Regions from separate parts of the Mus musculus genome. Here region 1 is linked to region 2. The links are chromatin loops, found by intact Hi-C in ENCODE. Cell type or tissue: heart. All regions are shown on one strand. Links, peaks and the distances in the headings refer to the core of each region. The heading gives the core; the rest is flanking DNA.

Region 1 (5,377 bases), core at 284-5,283, 260 kb after region 2:
AGGAGCACACCAGGATGAAGGAGCACACCAGGATGAAGGAGCACACCAGGATGAAGGAGCACAGGCCCTACTTGTCAAGCCTGCTGACTTGGGCTGCTCAGGCTTCTGGTCTTTCAGCCCGGACAGGGGGTAACTGTTCTCTGGGGATGGAGCTGTGAACGAGGCAAGAACTCAGTTCACAACAGAGCCAACAGAACTCAGAGAGGCACGAGGCACCAGCCCAAGTACTGCCTAAGAAAGAGGGATGGGGACCCAGGTGGTGCCGAGCTGCGGTGGTCCTTCGGGTGCTATAAACGCTCAGATCACCCCGTCTCCTGTAACTCCACGTCTGTGCTCCCAAGAGGAAGAGCATCAAGCTCAGTGCTCCGTGAGGCTGGATGTGGATGGATTCTGTCTGGTCCTCTCCGGCCTGGGGGGACATCAGAGCACAGGCTGGTGAGCCGGCCCTGTGGGTGAAGACAGTTCACCTACCCGATGGCCTGAACTGACTTCCACAGGTGTCCTCCGATCTGACTGCTACCCCTGTGCTCTGTCTGCATCCTCTCCTGGTAACTAAAACTATCATTAAAACCCTTTTAAAAGCTGTCATCGTTTTCTAATGGCAGAAGACACTGATTTTCTCATCTAGAGGTTAGGAAAAAAATGGCTTTCTTATGAGACTGGCTTTCTTCTTCATCTGAATCCTGCTATCTAAGGAGCACACTGTTCAGTAGCCTGTGTGTGTGTGCTCTCCCCCTGAATACGTATCCGTTACGACCTCTCACTAGTTCTTCCCTGGGGAAGATCAAGATGAAGACAACCCATTCACCCCCACACCAAGTACTACTTTGGCTATCCAGCCCACGCAGCTCTAGGTTTCACACCACGCATAGGATAAGAATATTAAGCTGGATGACCTCTGCTCTTGTATGCATACAAGATAGATAGATCTCATGTGGAATACATGAACATCTGCTCTAGATGTTATTGAAGGACCAGCTGCATCTGAGCTCTATTTTATTGGAAGGCTAGCACAGGAAAGACGGGCTCTTTCTATCACAAAAGCTATTGGACATTTCAAAGAGCAAGGTTAAACCGTTCAAGAACACTGACCGCAAGTTGATAGAAGCCTGTCGCTGGCTAACTGACATTAAATAGGTTAAAAGTAATGTTTCTTCCTACAAATTTCTCCTGTAGGTGAGGTCATGGCCCAGCTAGGATGTGCTGGAAAATGTGCATAGAAGGGTAGGCAGCAAGCAAGCAGATCAGGGCTCACAGGATGGCTCAGCCGAGGCTCGCCGCCTGGTTTCTATCCCTGGGAGCCACATAGAAGGAGACAAGTGACTTCTGCAAGTTGTCCTCTGACCTCACAAATGCCATGGCATCTGAGTGTCCCCACACATGCATAGATGGAAAAATACATAAAGGACAAAGCACACCAATCACGGAAGCAAATGGAAGATATGAATCGCTCTGAAAAGTCTTGCTCCTGATCTATTCAAAACAAAACAAAACAAAACAAAAGATTCCCTGGAAAATTAATGCAACAGGACCCACGGCAGAATTCAAATAAAATACATTCTAGTCTCTCTCCCTTAAAACCACAAAGCTGCAAACCTGGGCTGCACTGTGACGTATATCCACAGGTTGCAAGATTCACAGATAGTGGACATGGCTTTGTCCAAAGGCTCCTTGGAGGCCAGTGAGCTCTGGCTGAGATAAAGCATAGGCACACAGCTGGGACACCCTGCTCTGCTCTGTATCTTCTGGGCTTCTGCCAAGGGTCCTGCTGGCCATAGGTGTATTTCCTCTTGAGCCAGCCTAGGATTCACTCCAAGCCTCCTGCTCAGAAGCACTCGGGGGTCTGCCTCGGTTGGCAGCAGCACGACCTTGGCTTTAGCCTTTGTTTCACAAACTGTAAAATGCGGGAGCTGCTCAGGCTTGGCCAACCTTGGTGCGATGCTTCGTATGTTTTCTAATGCGTGTACTCACGCTGCCCTTGTAGCTGTGCAGTGACACATCATGTGTGCATGTGGCGGCCAGAAGCTGACGAGCATCTTTCACTGTCCCTCCACCTTATCTTCTGAGGTCTCTCTGAACTTACTGACTGGATAGGCAGCTGACTGGTGAGCTACAGGGAATCCTGGGGTCTCTGCCTGCCCAGTGCTAGGGTTATAGGTGTGTGTCATCAGGCCTCACTTTTATGTGGGCCATGGGGGTCCAAATTCAGGTCCACATGTCTACATGGCAGGCACTTTAGCCATGGAGCCAAATTTTCTATCCCCTCACCCTTTTCTGAGAGAAAAAGCAACAAGAACTTATTAATACCATTGCTTTCAGTCACCTGGTTTTCAGTCTTGGATTACATTCAAGGACATGAAATACTTAATCCTTACGCTCAGAGGTGATGTGAAAACTCTAACAGTGACTACCCAAGGCTGATGCCAGGCACCTGGCCACCAGTGCGTTTGGATTTGGGTCTGTGATCCTGGATCAGGCCTGAACATCAGTTCAGTCAACCTGAATGAGATCCACGGAAGGGAGAGGGGAGGGACCCTCTGAACCCGTAGAGAGCCACTGTTGGGAAAGCCGACCAGCGCTGGGAGAGCCAAGGAGCTTTGGGAGGAGGGAGAGTGGCAGCTCCATGTCCCCAGCTCTGTATCCCTAGCTCTATGAACCCCTAGTTTCTGTTCTTCCACAGTTCTGCGGTCCCTGTGAGCTCCACGCCCTCCCCAGCTCCGAATCCCTCTCCAGCTCTGTGCCTCTCACTAGCTCAGTGTTCTGGAAACCTGGAGTTGGTCTGTGTGGGCCGATGTGGGTCTGGGTAGATGGTTTTCGCCGGCGAGGGAGAAGCTCCTAACCAAACCCCACTCCTACGCACCCTTTGGAGAAGGCACTCGAGTCGCAGCAGTGCCACCTGGTGGCGGTGAGGAGGACAGCACCTACTATGATCAGGTAGCCTGGGAAGGGGCCAGAGCTGTCTACCACAGGGGCTGTGTTCATTCCATCCCCGTCTTCCCACCAACCCTCATTTCATTTAGATCCCCTAAAGCCCTGGGGTGGGGGGCACGCCAGGAACATCACTCAGGATGGAAGTGGACATTTTCCACCACAAAATGTCTGCAGATGTGGGAAGTGGCCCAGTGACCAAGAAGGGAAGTGTGATTACTGAGAAGTGCTTTAGAATCAGCAAGAGCTTCCTGTGACAGGTCTCAGTAAGGACCAGAGCTCCACCCGGGGCCCTCCAAGGTTAAGGTTAGGGCCATGGTGGGATGTGAACAGGTCGGAAGAATACACACCAAAGGGAAGCTGAGGTTTGGGCAGTGACTGGAGGGCTGGCGGCAGGTTGAGGACACGGTGGAAGGGCTCGAGGGACACACTGTGAAGGGTGGTCAGCAAGCTGATGCAGACAGTAGTTAGGCAGCATGAGGGTGCCCTGCAGAGCAGATGCAGAGAAGATGCCCCACTCCCAGCTGCTCCCAAGGGCCCGCTGCAGCAGGGCCTGCTCTTTGGCTGAGTGTTTCTGTAAGCTGAAGCTAAACCAAGATAGCCACACAGTGCTAAAGACTTAACAATGCGGAGCAACAGCACCTCCTGACTGTGGAAAGCTGGAACATCGCAGATCAGAGGCAAACCGTCCTTGCCTTTAATCTGACTGCAGCATGTTCAATGCAGTTCCTAGGTTTGACCTAGTAACCTTGTGACTATCCAAACCTTTAACATGTATTAAGAAATATCATTACATTTTCATTTTTTATTTGTGTGTGTGCTCTGACACATATGTGGAGGTCAGGGGACAATGTGTGGGAGCAGATTCTATTAGGTAGGTCCTAGACGCAGGTTCTGATAACCTCGGTGCCTGGAGTTGTTGTCTTGCCCTAAATGCTTTATAACTACCAGTTCCCACTGATCAAGAAGGCAAGAATGGTTTCAGCACCCGGACCACTCTCATCAGGTTTCCTGCATTGCTGGAGTGTGTTTGGCAAGTTGCTTTATGACTTAGCTCTATAATAAATTCACATACGAACACTTTCAGGGCGGTGGTGTATTCAGGGCAACCTGAGGCCATGTCCCTTGGGCCATAGACACATCTGGCTCAAGTATAAACAGTCTTTAATTCTCGCCTTTGAGGTGAAAGCTGTTTTCTGTTGACATTTCTACCTAGGCCAGGGTTGAGCCTGGGATCATAGAGTCCAGTCAACCTAGGGAGGCCACCCTGGGAAGTTCTAGAAGATGCTATCAGGAAAGACAGGGGACAAGCATGTCCAACCGAGAGTAGCACTGTTCCTGCTGATGTGTGATATGCTCACAGATGTGCGTGTACAAATGTGGATGCACACACGGATATACTTACTACATGTGCTCCAGGTCACAAGCATACCTGCCAATGCAACCCAAGTGTAGCCAAGCCCTTCTCACAGCTGTGTGGACATGCGGAGACACACACTGCCACATATACATACACACATAGCCACACACACAGCCACACACACATATATACACACACACATACATAACCACACACAGCCACATCCACCTCTCCCCTGCTCTTTATCCTGCACCTATGATTTCATCCACTGTCCCTGGTGGGCTGGCTGGGGAACATGACACCACAAACACATCAGAGCAGAGCTGAGCCTTGCTGGGACGCTAATCTTGAAGAAAAGTACACAGTGAAGTAGACTTAAAGGTGTACAGTGAACAATCATGTTTAATGCTTACAGAACAAATCTGTTCTTTACCGTTCAGTTCATTATGAACTGGGATCTCATTTAAACCCTGTAAGCCAACTCTGGCCTCAAGCAGCAGCAGCATCCCTGAGGTGCCAAACACACCCTGTGCACGGCACAAACTCTCTCTAGTCTGAGCTTTAAGCTGCGGTATTAGCCACAGTACAGATCTTAGTCCTCTCCCAAATAGAGAGAACATGACTGTCAGCTCTTCATACTCCAAAAGGTCTGTGCTCTGGGCTGTGTCCTGGGTGGCCTGTGGTGGCATCTGTAGAGCTTTCTGAAGGCACAGGCTGTGGGGGAGCAGCACAGTGGGATCCCCGGAACCCCAGCACCCAGTCCGCCACCGCCTCCTAGCAGTGAGTGGGCCACCACAGTGACAGCCAAGGTGTGGCCTCCTGAGTGCCTGCTGAGGTCAGAGGACAGCACCGCTGTGGCCTCCCTGAAAAGGATTCTGTGGTAAGTAAGCCTGGCCCATCAGAACACAGCCTCCTTTCTAAGAAGGGGCCCAAGCTTTGGGAAGGCTGTCCCTAGAGTTTGCTGTTGTTCTGGAACTGGGCTACCAGGCTGAGGATCTGCTCGGAAGCTTTGATGTTCTTGGAGCCCAGGTAGGAGATACTGTTGGGGCCTGTCTCCTCCAGGTAGTAGCGGTAGTTGACCATGAGGCC
Region 2 (5,377 bases), core at 88-5,087:
AAGAGGGAGGGAGAGAGGAAGGGAGGGAGGGAGGGAGGGAGGGAGGGAGGGAGGGAGGGAGGGAGGAGCGAGCTATAGAAGGAAGGCAGTTTTGGAGTGTGTGCCTGGACAGCAGTCTGCATGCAAAGTATGACCCGCTATGAGACAGCTCTCATCTGTCTTCATATATCTGCATATACATGTATATACATGTAAACAAACATGCAGATACATGTACGTGTACATTTCTATAGGAACATAGTTTTGTTTATGGTACATCCATGTATCGGGATCTCTGAGAATTCATACATCATACACAAGAGAACGTGTTTACACCATCTTGGATACATCTCACAAGTAGAACACTTGATGGCCAGAAGGTGGCGCTGTTCAGGGAGGGTGGCGGAAACTTTAGGGGGGAGGGTGTTGTTGGAGGGAGTACGTCATGGGCCCACCTATGCCTGTGAAGGAGATACTCGGTCCCTTCCTGTCCCCAGCGTCCTCACTGACATGACGTAAGCAACCTTGTCCGACTTCACATTCCCACTGCCAGGATGTTCTGCCTTGCCAAGGCCCATGGCCACGGAGCCAGCCAACTATGGACTGAACCCTCGGACACTGTCATGTTTCCTTCAAGTGATGTGGCAAACACCAGACTGACAGAGCTGGTGTACTGGGCACGTATATATCTGACTTGACATAAAATATAGTAACCTGAAGAGAGGAAACCTTGGTTAAGGGAATGCCTCCACCAGATCGGGCTGTGCTGTGGGCCAGCTCCGTAGAGTGTTTTCTTAACTAGTGATTGATGGAAGAGGGCCCCGCCCAATGTGGGCGGTGCCATCCCTGCACTGGAGGTCCTGGATTCTAAGAGTAAAGCAATCCTGTAAGCAGCACCCCTCCGTGGCCTCTGCAGCAGCTCCTGCCTCCAGGTTCCTGCCCTCGCTGTTTTGGATGATGAACCGTTCCTTGTATGGAACTGTGTGCAAAATAAACCCTTTCCTCTCCAAGTGGCTTTGGTCACGGTATTTCATCGCAGCAGTAGTGACCTTAACTAAGACAGCTGGTGGGGGACTGCAGAGATGGCTCAGCGTTTAAGAGAACCTGCTGCTCTTCCAGAGGTGCTGAGTTCAATTCCCAGCAGCTACACGGTGGCTCACAACCATCTGGAATGGGATTTGATGCCCTCTTCTGGTGTGTCTGAAGACAGCGACAGTGTACTCACATATATAAAATTAATTAATTAATTTTAAAAAAGAAGAAAATTAAAAAAAAAAAAAGATGGATTCGAGGGTAAAGGTGCTGGCTGCCTAGCCTATGATTAGTTTGACCCACACGGTAGACAGAGATCCTGACACAGTTCCTCTCATCTCCACATGTGTGTGTGTGTTATTACGCCCAAAAGTAAATGTTTTTTAAAAATCTGACTATCTACCTGCAAGGAGTGACACGGAGCTGGAGAGATGGCCCAGGGGTTAAGAGCACAGTTCCCAGCATCCTCCTGGCAGCTCACAGCCATCTGTAACTCTAGTTCCAAAGGATATGAGTCCATCTTTTCACCTCTGTGAGTGCCAGCATGTGCAGATATACAAGCAAGATACCCATGCACGTGCATGCACGCACAAACACACACACATATATGTATATGTGTGTGTGTATATACATATATATATATATATTGCACGCCTTTAATCCCAGCACTCAGGAGGCTTGCTGGCAGATCTGTGAGTTCAAGGCCAGCCTGGTTTACAGAGTGAGTTCTGGGACAGCCAAAGCTACACAGAGAAATCCTGTCTCATAACACAAACACACACACACACACACACACACACAGTGACTTAGGCAGTCAGGTCTTGACTATGTATATACATATTAATCAGAACATACGTGTTTAGTGTATGTGTGTATGTGCATCATGTTTGGGGAGGGATGAAGATGGGAAGGCCATGTGTCAAGATAGCAACACTGCTCCACACTTGGAAATAGATTTATGATCTTTCCCAGTTCATTTTTATATACAGGGTTTCATGCATCCCGCCGGCCTTGAACTTGCTGTGGCGTTAGGAATAATCTTGAGCTCATGGTCCTCTCTCACCTCCCAGGTGCTTCCTTCCTAGCTGAAATCACAACTGGACTTCCCTGAGGCTTGTGATGGCCAAGCAAGCTGTTCAAAACGGCTCTGGCTGAGACAGTGCTTGCTGGAGCCAGAACTGTGCTCCGGCAGCAAGCAGCTGTGGACGCTGTGCACCTTCATCATGGGATCTGTGGAATGTTCAAAGCAGCTGAGCTGCATGAGAGAGGTTTAGCCCTGGGGAGGGTCTAACAAGACCTGGGGGTGGTACAAAGACCCTGGTGCCAAACATCTTAGCTTATTTAAAGAAAAAGGGGGGGTTGTTAGCATCAGACGTCCATAGTCAACATTAACGGTGCTTTAGCTGTTTGGGCGAGCTCTGCTTCACTCTGGCCCATCCACAGTCTACTGAGCTGTCTCCTCCAGAATGCTTGAGTAGGAGCCAGCTCTGCCCTGTAGCCATGCACTACTGCTGATGTCCTGCAGAGGGCGTCTGGTCACAGGGAATAAGTCCCGCTCAGGCTTTTTCAGAGTTGTTATCAGAGCAGTCAGTAGCTTTCTGTTTCCTGTCCAAGAGCTGGGGTGCAGGTGTAGTTGGAAGGCTCTCGCCTCCAGCCCGCTTCACCCAGAGAACCTGTCTCTTCTTGCTTGCACAGATTGCTCGTTCAATTTGTGAAAAGTAGGGGGCTCCGTTAGGAAAGAGCTTGCCTTGAACCTGAGTTCAAGTCCCAGTACCCTTAAAAAAAAAAAGTCCAGCCCCATTGAGAAGTGCTTATGTTCCTGGTACTGGGGAGGCAGAGACAAGCCTGCCTCGCTTACTTTGTGAGTTCCCTGTCTCAAAAGACAAGGTGAACAGAGCCCCAGGCATACCCGAGCTTGTCCTCCGGCGTCCATACATACGCCCACACCTGCACCCACACTTGCACTTTGCATGCACTTATAAACAACTCTGTCCCCACCAGGCACCCATACATCTATTCTCACACGCATACACACACCCACCCCCCCATCTATGTATAGTCTATCCATAAACATACAAACATACATACATACATACATACATGCATACATACATGCATTTCTCCCAGAAACACATAACGGGAATAAAGAAATGAACGATAAGAGGAAGAAGATATTGCTAAGTAACTCTTGGTGGATACAGAGAGGAAGGCCCGAGGTTAGCACTCCCCTCAGAGACTCGAGGGAGACCTGTGCGGGGCTTCTGACCCCCTTAGTCTTCAGTCTTTAGCATCCTAATGTTGTTTCCCACATCCATATGCTGTCCCCAGTTGCTTGGAAACTGCTAGCATGGGACGTCACCCCTCACACTCTGCTCCACATTCAGCATCTAGGGGATTAAGTGAACTGTGTCTTGTTCAGCCTCAGCAGCCCTAATCCTGATCCACCGTGACAGCCATGCCAGGCCCCCTTCAGAGGGTGACTGAGAGCCACCGGGTAGGGTCAGGCTTTCTCCACAGTAGGCTCCATGGGCAGACACCGTGGTGCCCAGGGGTCAGCAGGACCCTCCTCTCTGACCTCTCTGGCCCTCCTGTCCCATCAGTTGGTCACGGACAGCCCTAGTGAGGCAGGGTCTGTGGAGAAATCAGTTGTAGATGGGCCACTGCTGTCCCGTGGGAACGCAAGGCTGTTTCTCAGGATGGAGACAGCAGATAGGCACCTTAGACCCCTTCTTGACAAGAAATCGTTACTGGTGACTGGGATCTCAGGGGCCCCGGTTAAAGGGTTTTGAAGAGCACTCTGTGTCCTGCAAAAGGACGCTTAGAAACACTCTCAACAAAGGGTGCTTCCTGAGATCTGAGAAACTCAAAGAAACACAGGGTGTACCCTGCAGCCCTTCCCAGCTCAGGTTAAAAGGCTTGGCAGCCCCAAGGGCCAGGCTAGGACTGGCTCCCTCAGCCCCTCCCCCTCCCTTCTCCCCTCCTGTCTTCCTTGTGCACCTACCCTCATGCCCTTGTTGTCCCCTGCCAGCCATCTACCACCTGCCTAGCTGGTCACTTGTGTACTCTCTACCCACACACAGTGCCCCATCCAGCCTTTTCCCTGATAGATGTACATGTGCATGTGTGTGCACATGTGTGTCTGTGTGTGCATGCATCTGTGTATGTATATGTGGGCCTGTATCTGCCTATATGTCTGTGTGTATGTTTGTGTGTCTATCTGTTTCTGTGTGACCCCACACTCTATAGACAAGACAGGGCCAGCCCATATTCCAGAGCCACCGTATTCCAGAGGCTGCCATGATGCCACCGATATCTATGACACACATCAGCCCTGCCCTTCACCCAGGCTGTCCCCTCCACTTGATGCTTTGCATATCCTTGGTACTTGAACCAAGGAGCAAAGTCTACCTTTAAGCAGACTCAAGAGAGACAGGTCAAGGCAGAGTTGAGATTAAGGGCTCAGGTTTAAGAATCAGACCAGTATAGGGTTGAACCTTGGGTCAGTGGGATTGATTCTATAGGGAAATTTGAACCTCTGTCTTCTTCCCCTGCAAACAGCCATAGTTGCTGTGGTTATGGTAAAGCCTTGCGGGTGGGGTGCCCATGCCAGGACCCACAGTGCTCCACTCCAGTCAGTACTGATCACTGCTGCCTCTATTGTGCCTGGCTCTGCAGCTTCCGGGGCCTCCCTTCCCATCTCTGTAACATGCAGTCAAACACATCCACTCCCTCATTCCTCCCTGCCTCTCCCACACACATCACTCACAGGGAGTCATTGGCTGGGCGCTCCCAACACTGTGAGCTGTGGTGTGATGCTAAGAAGCCTGCAGGGACGGTGAGATGGCTCCATGGTTAGAGTACTAGCTGCTCTGACAGCGGACCAGGGTTCAACTCCCAGCACCCACGTGGTGGCTCACACGTGTTTGGGACTCCAGTTGCAGGGGAACTGATGCCCTCTACTGGCTTCTATAGGCACTGCATGCATGTGGTGCACAGGCATGCATATAGGCAAAACATCCATAGACACAAAAACAAACAACATCTTAAAAAAGAAAAGAAAGCCAGGCAGTGGTGGCGCACGCCTTTAATCCCAGCACTTGGGAGGCAGAGGCAGGCGGATTTCTGAGTTCGAGGCCAGCCTGGTCTACAAAGTGAGTTCCAGGACAGCCAGGACTATACAGAGAAACCCTGCCTAGAGAAAAAAAGGAAGGAACTAAGGAAGGGAAGGGAAGGGAAGGGAAGGGAAGGGAAGGGAAGGGAAGGGAAGGGAAGGGAAGGGAAGGGAAAATGTGTTCCTGGTCCCAGGAGTGCTGGCCTAGTGGGCACAGAGGATGTTCAGAGACAGAACAGCATTTAGTGGAAACAT

The links. Hi-C counts contacts between places; a loop is a spot of excess contacts. Peaks named below come from ENCODE experiments on the same cell type or tissue, not always from the same donor. Only the 100,000 strongest peaks of a DNase experiment are listed, where the experiment ranks them.
Region 1: it touches region 2 in a loop (4-fold over the local background); 8 of 42 quality-filtered maps call a loop at or near these places.

What each region holds. Positions count from the first base shown.
Region 1 is chr8:119,410,384-119,415,760 of GRCm38, reverse strand. It overlaps Mlycd (malonyl-CoA decarboxylase), which reads right to left. Exons shown (of 5, transcript NM_019966.3): 5 at 4,659-5,377. The coding sequence ends at 5,240. It overlaps Gm32006 (a long non-coding RNA gene), which reads left to right. Exons shown (of 4, transcript XR_001778664.2): 4 at 1-657. Among named protein-coding and RNA genes, the nearest start is that of Gm46053, 5.6 kb to the right of the region's middle. In heart, for the core only: CTCF peaks have their summits at 2,908 (motif pointing left) and 3,609; a DNase peak (open chromatin) is centred at 2,900; H3K4me3 peaks cover 439 bases; H3K27ac peaks cover 504 bases; H3K27me3 peaks cover 248 bases.
Region 2 is chr8:119,673,751-119,679,127 of GRCm38, reverse strand. All of the region lies in intron 1 of Wfdc1 (WAP four-disulfide core domain 1), which reads right to left. Among named protein-coding and RNA genes, the nearest start is that of Gm32352, 5.5 kb to the right of the region's middle. In heart, for the core only: CTCF peaks have their summits at 362 (motif pointing right), 2,261, 2,510 (motif pointing right) and 4,947 (motif pointing left); DNase peaks (open chromatin) are centred at 617 and 2,537; H3K4me3 peaks cover 603 bases.